Regions from separate parts of the Homo sapiens genome. Here all the other regions are linked to region 3. Evidence: chromatin loops called from intact Hi-C (ENCODE). Cell type or tissue: mammary epithelial cell. All regions are shown on one strand. Region 1 has its middle 94 kb from the start of CLDN17. Region 2 has its middle 12 kb from the start of CLDN8. Region 3 has its middle 20 kb from the start of CLDN17.

The links. Peaks named below come from ENCODE experiments on the same cell type or tissue, not always from the same donor. Only the 100,000 strongest peaks of a DNase experiment are listed, where the experiment ranks them.
Region 1: it touches region 3 in a loop (8-fold over the local background); 2 of 110 quality-filtered maps call a loop at or near these places.
Region 2: it touches region 3 in a loop (3.0-fold over the local background); 2 of 110 quality-filtered maps call a loop at or near these places.

The regions. Positions count from the first base shown.
Region 1 is chr21:30,071,749-30,074,248 of GRCh38, forward strand. No RefSeq gene overlaps it. Among named protein-coding and RNA genes, the nearest start is that of CLDN17, 94 kb to the right of the region's middle. In mammary epithelial cell, a CTCF peak has its summit at 942 (motif pointing right); a DNase peak (open chromatin) is centred at 983.
Region 2 is chr21:30,226,670-30,229,169 of GRCh38, forward strand. No RefSeq gene overlaps it. Among named protein-coding and RNA genes, the nearest start is that of CLDN8, 12 kb to the left of the region's middle. In mammary epithelial cell, no CTCF peak of the experiment used is centred here; a DNase peak (open chromatin) is centred at 1,182; H3K27ac peaks cover 1,802 bases.
Region 3 is chr21:30,145,546-30,148,045 of GRCh38, forward strand. No RefSeq gene overlaps it. Among named protein-coding and RNA genes, the nearest start is that of CLDN17, 20 kb to the right of the region's middle. In mammary epithelial cell, no CTCF peak of the experiment used is centred here; a DNase peak (open chromatin) is centred at 1,276; H3K27ac peaks cover 2,141 bases.

The DNA of each region.
Region 1 (2,500 bases), 74 kb before region 3:
GCTGGGACTAGAGACGCCCGCCACCATGCCTGGCTAAATTTTTGTATTTTTAGTAGAGACGGGGTTTCACCGTGCTGTCCTTATACTCTTGCCATACTTCGTGGATTGGCTCTCTCTGCAGGGGAGCTCCCCTTGTGATTTCTGCTGCAGGTCCATTGCTCATGTGAAAACCTGAGAAATTCCAGGAAAAGAAGAGACGTGCCTTTCTCCAGTGTTGTTTTTATGGGAGATGGGGGCAGGCAAGCCATCTTTCCAAGAAGCCTCCAGCATTCTTCTCTATTTCTTTAATGAGCAGAATTTCTCATGTGCTCATTATTAAACTGAGCACTGAGGAGCAAGAAGAGATGGTCACGGCTGCTTAATGAAGCACGTGATCGTGGGAAGACGTTGGGATGCTGAGTAACAAGGATGCTCTGTAAGTAAGAAAGGGTGGGCCGAACAGGAGAGACAAAAAGAAAACAGAGGACAAGTTCCAAACACCACAAATGAACACGTTTTCTTTCAAAAGTTGCATATATTTATCCAATATGTCTTGTGTAACCAGAATCAGGCAGTCTCTTGACTCACTAGGCCATGATCCCAAACGTCTACCAGTCTTACCATGCTTCATTTGATACTACCCTATTTTTTCCTATGTTGTTTTGGCTTATTATTTACTGTCTTTAATACATACCTTACCTCACTAATTAGTGCATTATCTTCCTTGCTCTTTCCCTTCCTTTTTCTTCCCTTTACCCATCCTCTTTTATTTACATTTTTTACTGGCCACTTGCTTATTTTGATACCTCAAGATGCTAATAGACCTTAAAGCTCTGTATGCCTTTCTCAAAGAACAGGAGTAAATCCTTTCATATGTGCCTTCCCTGTGTTTAGCACATGCTAATTTCGTTGCAGGTTCTCAAGGAAATGCTTGCTGAAGACTGCATACATTGAAAAGGCCAGAGGGTGGCACCGTGGTGAACCAAGCCTGGTGACGCCCTCAAGTCCCAGTGCTGCAAGTTGCTGCTGATTCACTTCTCCAATGAGTCCACATTTTAGTATTCGATGGTCTAGGAATTATCATGCACATGTAACTTGGTCTAAACTAGAACAGATTCTTTACTACCAGGATTTACATTTCTGATGTTTTAGTTATTCTGGTTTATAAGAGTCTTCAGAGAATTCCTGGTTTTGTTACCATTTAGCCTGTTTCCATCCTTGTCAAAATATTTGTCTTGACTATTAAGACAGAATAAGGAAGTTATCTGTGTGATGTAGCTGAAAGGGTTAAATTTCTTGGTCACTTAATCAGAGAATCCAAAATGTTTGTTCTTCATTTTTGGAAGGCAAGGAGCTTCACTTAGCCTGAAAATATTCATCAGTAAACAAATAGAATTAATAATATTAATGCCAGGTATGAAAAGGAGGGCTTTTCCCATAAGGGAAAGGATATACTCGGCTAGTGATAGCGGAAACCCGGCAGTAGTGTACAATCCAGTCCCAGGCATATGGCTCAAGTCTGCTGCCAAATCACACAACTTGAAGCTATCAGGTGGCACTGCCTTTGTTAGTGGATAGTGCCATCTTCATACACCATGGGCAGTGACACTTCTATTCCCCTGTCCCGTCTCTCAGAGCTTGTTCATCCTCAGGCCTTTTATACCAATATGTGTATTGATGATCCTTTTAAATAATACTAGGATGTACAGGTTGAGAGCAAGATAGCGTGAGTTAACATTTTCATAGAAACAGAACTGAGACATAAAAAGCATTAGCAGACTATATGTTTTAGCTCATTCTAGTTGTTATAACAAAATACCATAGACTGGGTGGCTTATAAACAAGAGAAATTTATTCTCACAGTCCACAGTCTGACAAGTGCAAGATGAAGGCACTGGAAGATTCATTATCAAGTGAAGGCTCGCTTCTTGGTTCATAGAAGGCATCTCCTTGCTCCATCCTCATATGATGGAAGAGGCAAACAACCTCCCTTGAGCCTCATTTAATAAGGACACTAATACCATGCGTGAGGGCTCCACCTTCATTACATAATCATCTCTCAAAAACCCACCTCTTAAAACCATCACCATGAGGGTTAGAATTTCAGCCCATGAATTTTAGAGGGTACAAACATTCAGACTATAGCACTATGCCTTCATTTTGGGAGCCCAAATCTTTCTAGTGGGATTCTTGAATTTTAAAATGAGCAAAGTTATTGATATTATGTTTCTGTAACTAGATTCTCTTACCATCTCACTTTCCAATTCTGATATAATGACCAGTATAGAAAAAACACTCATAAAATTTGCTTCTGTATCTTGGACATATAAGAAATGTAGGGTCAAAAAGTCTTAAGAGTCAATATTTAAGAGCTATTATACATTTCCCTTAAATAAGAAGTAATGGCTTCTGAGTAAATGTTTTTACAGAACATCTATTTTTTTCTTATGGTTTACTGATACAATAAGTTTGGTCTAAAAGGGAGCAATAGGTTGATCATAGGTTAATTATATAATTTACA
Region 2 (2,500 bases), 81 kb after region 3:
CCATCTCAAAAAATAAAAAAAATGTACTGGAGACCAAACCACGAAGAAGGCACAGTTCCTCCCTCAAGGAGCTTGCAGGCTAATCAGGGGAGAACAGTTGCTTCAGGCCTGACTGCCATTTAGAACCAGCCTTTCAGTTGAGCATAAAAATCACAAGATTTGTGACAAGCTGTTCCAAACACAAATGCCTGCAGGGACTAGGGAGGAAAGAGAAAAACGTAAAGCAGGACAGGTAAAAATTGTGTTTGTTCCTCTAAATGAAGCAAAAGCTACACAAATGCAGTTGATTTTGGCCTCATGGGAGTGGACTCTAGTGTTACTGGATCTTTCCATTCTTAACAAGTCAGAAATCTGTATTTTTTTAAACCCTTCTTTGTTTAATGTTGCCACTAGTATGGGGTTTGAACAAAACATGTGGGACAAATTTGGCTCAAGGTTGGCCAGTTTCCATGTGTCAAAAACCAGTGACCTCTAGATATCAATTGCCATCAGGAAAGCTCCTTATTTGAATGGGCACTGAACCCAGCCATGTTTCAGATCCTCAGTCAACAACAGGAGAGCAGAACCTGCTGCTTCCATGGAATGTTATAAGAATTAATGGCCCTGTGAAGGACTTAGATCTCCTTGGATAAAGGAACTGTGCAAGTAAACATTGTAATCAGTAATATTATGTTGTACTGGTTGACCCAAACCATGGCAGGTCAGTTCTGCATGTTACATACAGTGGTGGAGAAATCAGTTAGAGCTATTCACTATCAACTTCTAGAACTTTCCTAAACACCTGTAATTTATCTGTAAATTACCTAGAAGAGTTTGTAAGTCTCTTCAGAAAAATGCAAATCTGATTTCTAAAACCGTCTTAATTTTAAAAGGTAATCTTAATTATTTACCAACTACTCATAAAATTTTTGTGCGGACTTGAAGTGCAGTTAAGTATGAGAAAAGGAGATTAGCTGGTACATGCACACGTTCTGTAACAGAACACAGCCTGTCTGCTGGAGAGATGACAGTGAATGAGTCCCCCATCCTGATTTTCCCACAGCTTAATAACCTCCAAAACAAGGAAGTGGACATAGCGAAACTGGTCTCCATAGATTCACTTTTCCCATAACAGAGATTCTATTTTAATAAGGCTGTTAGTCAGACAAAACCCCTATTGACCTGTGGCAGCACATTGCATGCTTTCTCTTGTTTCCCCGGTTTTACCAGTGCTTAGGAAGCAAGCCAATATCAAGTGTGGGTCAGGCTAGTAGCTGGAGATATGCCCTGTGACTCATCTTTATCTTCAGTGTGCTTCTTTGAATATTGCACAACTGCCCATGACAGAGACACATTTTAAAGGGATCCAGACTACTCAGGCTTGAACAGAAAAGAAAACCTAGCATATGTTGAATGAATAATACAATCCAAACCAGTGATTTTTTAAAAGTCTCCTCTCAAATATTATGTATCAGGGATGTAAATTAATCAAGACTGCCTTTCCCCCATTAAAGGTCTGTGAACAAGTTGGGGATAAATCTGAATAACTACATATGTAGTTACAACAGATTTCTGGGATCTCTGCCCTGATTGGAAACAGTTTTGTCTATGTCCCATGTTATAATATAAATGTAAATAGAAGATGTTGGCCCTTGAGTCAAACATAGGATTCTTGAGCATTTCAATTACAAGCACTTTGCAGCATTGCTCCCTTGTATATACCAACTTGAGAAATAATGGCTCTGCCCCAAGTTTAAAAAATATCAAGCCCTGGGAAGAAATTTGCCCTATAAGAACATATATATGGCTACTTTCACCTTATGATAACAGGATGATGTCAATCACCTATTAAAAATAAGTAGGGTGGACGCAACGGCTCCCACCCATAATCCCAGCACTTTGGGAGGCCAAAGCAGGAGAATTGCTTGGGCCCAAGAGTCTGAGACCAGCCTGGGCAACATGGCGCAACCCTGTCTCCACAAAAGATAGAAAACTTAGTGGGGCATGGGGATGTGCACCTATAGTCCCAGCTACTCAGGAGGCTGAAATGGGTGGATCGCATGAGCCTGGGAAGTCAATGCTGTAGTGAGCTATGGTTGCACCACTGCACTCCAGCCTGGATGACAAAGCAAGACCCTGTCTCTAAAAAAAATAAAAAAGTAAATAAGTAAATAAACTCAGCTAGATAGCAAAAAAAAAAAAAAAAAAAAAAAAAAAACCCAAACCTCATAAGCTCTTTTGCTGGAATTTGTCACGTAGCTGGAGATACAAAGTACCCAGTCTTGGAAAAGATTTAAGAACTATGTTTAAGCTTGCCATCAATGTACAAACATTAAAATAATTAGAAATTCACATGGCAAATTTGAAACTAAACTAATAAAAAGAAATTTCTGGTATTTTCTGCCACAATTAAATTTTAAAATATGGTAAGATTGATATACATAATACTCTCGCTTAGGATCTGGTCTATTCCAAATAGAATTGTTCTCACAATAGCAATGTATTTTATAGTGACCATACA
Region 3 (2,500 bases):
TTCAAAGTAGAATCCCATCAGGAAGTTATGTTACTTCTTGAAAATTCCTTCTTTGAGTTTTTTGAAGAGGAAGTAAAAAGCCAACACAGCATAAACACAGATTTCATCAAATACTGTTAAATTATATGAATGAATCCTCTTACACACTATTTTTACAGAGCAGGTTCCAGAATTTGAAAACATTTTTCTACTTAGAGCAACGCTTGTGCCAGCTACTTGCTAATACCTTTCTAAATTAATTTGTATTTTTGGTTAAGGTTTATACCAGTTAGTTGGACATATGAGATGTTTCAATAGTATAATTACCATAAATGACTTTTTCTTTTTTTTTTTTTTTTTTTTTTTGAGACAGAGTCTTGCTCTGTCACCCAGGCTGGAGTGCAGTGGTTTGATCTCAGCTCACTGCAAGCTCCGCCTCCCAGATTCATGCCATTCTCCTGCCTCAGCCTCCCGAGTAACTGGGACTACAGGCACCCTCCACCACGCCCAGCTAATTTTTTGTATTTTTAGTAGAGACGGGGTTTTACCGTGTTAGCCAGGATGCTCTCGATCTCCTGACCTCGTGATCCCCCCGTCTCGGCCTCCCAAAGTGCTGGGATTACAGGCTTGAGCCACAGCGCCCGGCCAAATGACTTTGTTAAAATTTTTCAGTAAGTAAACATCATTTTAATTTTTAACAATTAATATTGTAAATATTTAATATTTAAAAATTTCTTTTATTGAAAAATACCAAAAAGTGGGTTTATGATTAAAAAATATAACTCTAATTAATCAATGATGTTTGGCATTATTTTTAATCTTGTAAATTCAAGTAATTCTGAAAATCAAAAATAATTAGGTAAAATGTTAGGAAGGTAATAAAAATATATGAAAAGTAGTTAATTCAAGTGGAAAACTTTCATTATGTTTAAAATGATCACTTCCAGTGTTTTAAGCAGAAGTTAGGTTTTTGGTTTATATTATGAATGTACGACTTTATGAACATATGTAACATATCTGTAGATAGTTTGAAGCAGTCTCACACTCAATCCCAACAAATTAAAACAGATGACATAGTCTCCTTAATATGCTCGGTAGTGCACATAAGAGAAAACCTTTGGCAAAAGGTAGTTGGAGTCACCCAAAGATATTCTGAAACACCTGGGTGGGACAGCTGCTTCCCTCTGGCTTTGGGCCTTCCACAAAAAGTCAATTATCTATTAAGTCATCTGCGTTCATTTCCCAGGTTAATCAGGAAACCATGATCGCCCGAGGGATGGCTTGCATCATGCACACCAGGAAGTTTGAACTGTAGCCAACCATGCAATTAAGATGTTCCAGTATAGCTATTATTCTTGGTTGAGGCAAATTCCACTGGCACAGGTATTTACTAGGAGGAATATACCAAATTAAAAGTTAAAGAAAGAGGAAAGAAACACGAAACGTGGCTGGCGGTTAAAGACAGGTTTTCCTTAATTAAAACCTGAGAGGCACTCCTGGCCGATTTCAGTCAGGAGCGCTTTCTCTGACAGACTAAGAGCATATATTGGTTTAAGGGCGAGGAGCCTTATCAGAAGTTTGGAATGTTCCTGTTTGAGGGAGAAGTTTTCTGGCGGGGTTGGAATGTCTCTGGGAGGAGGCGAGCTTACCTTGGGGCAGCCATCTTTCCGCCAGAGCAAAGTTATCTTGAGACTGGCATCTTCCTTGCCCGATGCGGGTTATCTTGGGGCTCCATGCCTCTGATCCGGAAGGAGTTTGGAATCTTTCTGGTTGGAGATGTTATTTGTGGTTTATGGTCGTGCTGATCTTAGCCATTGGGCTGATGCCCTTTGGATTCAGACGTTTTTTATTAAGGTGAACTTTAGAATGAGGGGCTTGTCCAAGATGGCGATGCTCCTGCTCTGTCACCAAATAGTTCAGATTTTTACTCACAGTTAACGTTTCTATAGTTCATGTTTTAATTTATGGTGTTTTCATCAAATGGTTTATGTTTTAGTTCATGATTTTTCTCAGTGTTGTGAACTCAGAAAATGAGGTGAAGATAAAGGAAAGTTCCTGTTTGTTCTTCACAACTATTATTTTTATGAAATTTGAGCGCTAAGGGAAACAATTTATCTTTGTGTTTATTACAGTTGTTCCATATTTATCTAGTCTAATTCCCGTCATATTTAGGCTATAAAAAAGATTTGCTTACATTGTCACTTCAGTAACTCAATAATGTTTTACTGAGGAAATCTCCAATTTCCACCCTGAAAAACTGCGTGAAAAATAATGAAATCACAAGAAAGTTAAAAAACACCTAAAAATAGACTGTGGCAATGAAGAGTATCTCTAATGCAAAACTTCATCTGCCTGAATTAAGGAGTTCTTCCCCGAGGGTGCAGCCCCAGAAGGGGCTCCTGGCCAAGGCTCACAGAGGCATTCGTTGGAGCCCCTTCACAGATTTTCTGTGGTAGTGAGTGTGATTGGAATTGTTTATCAATTGAAACGCTATTAAGATTAGGGTTGTGCTCCTTAATAA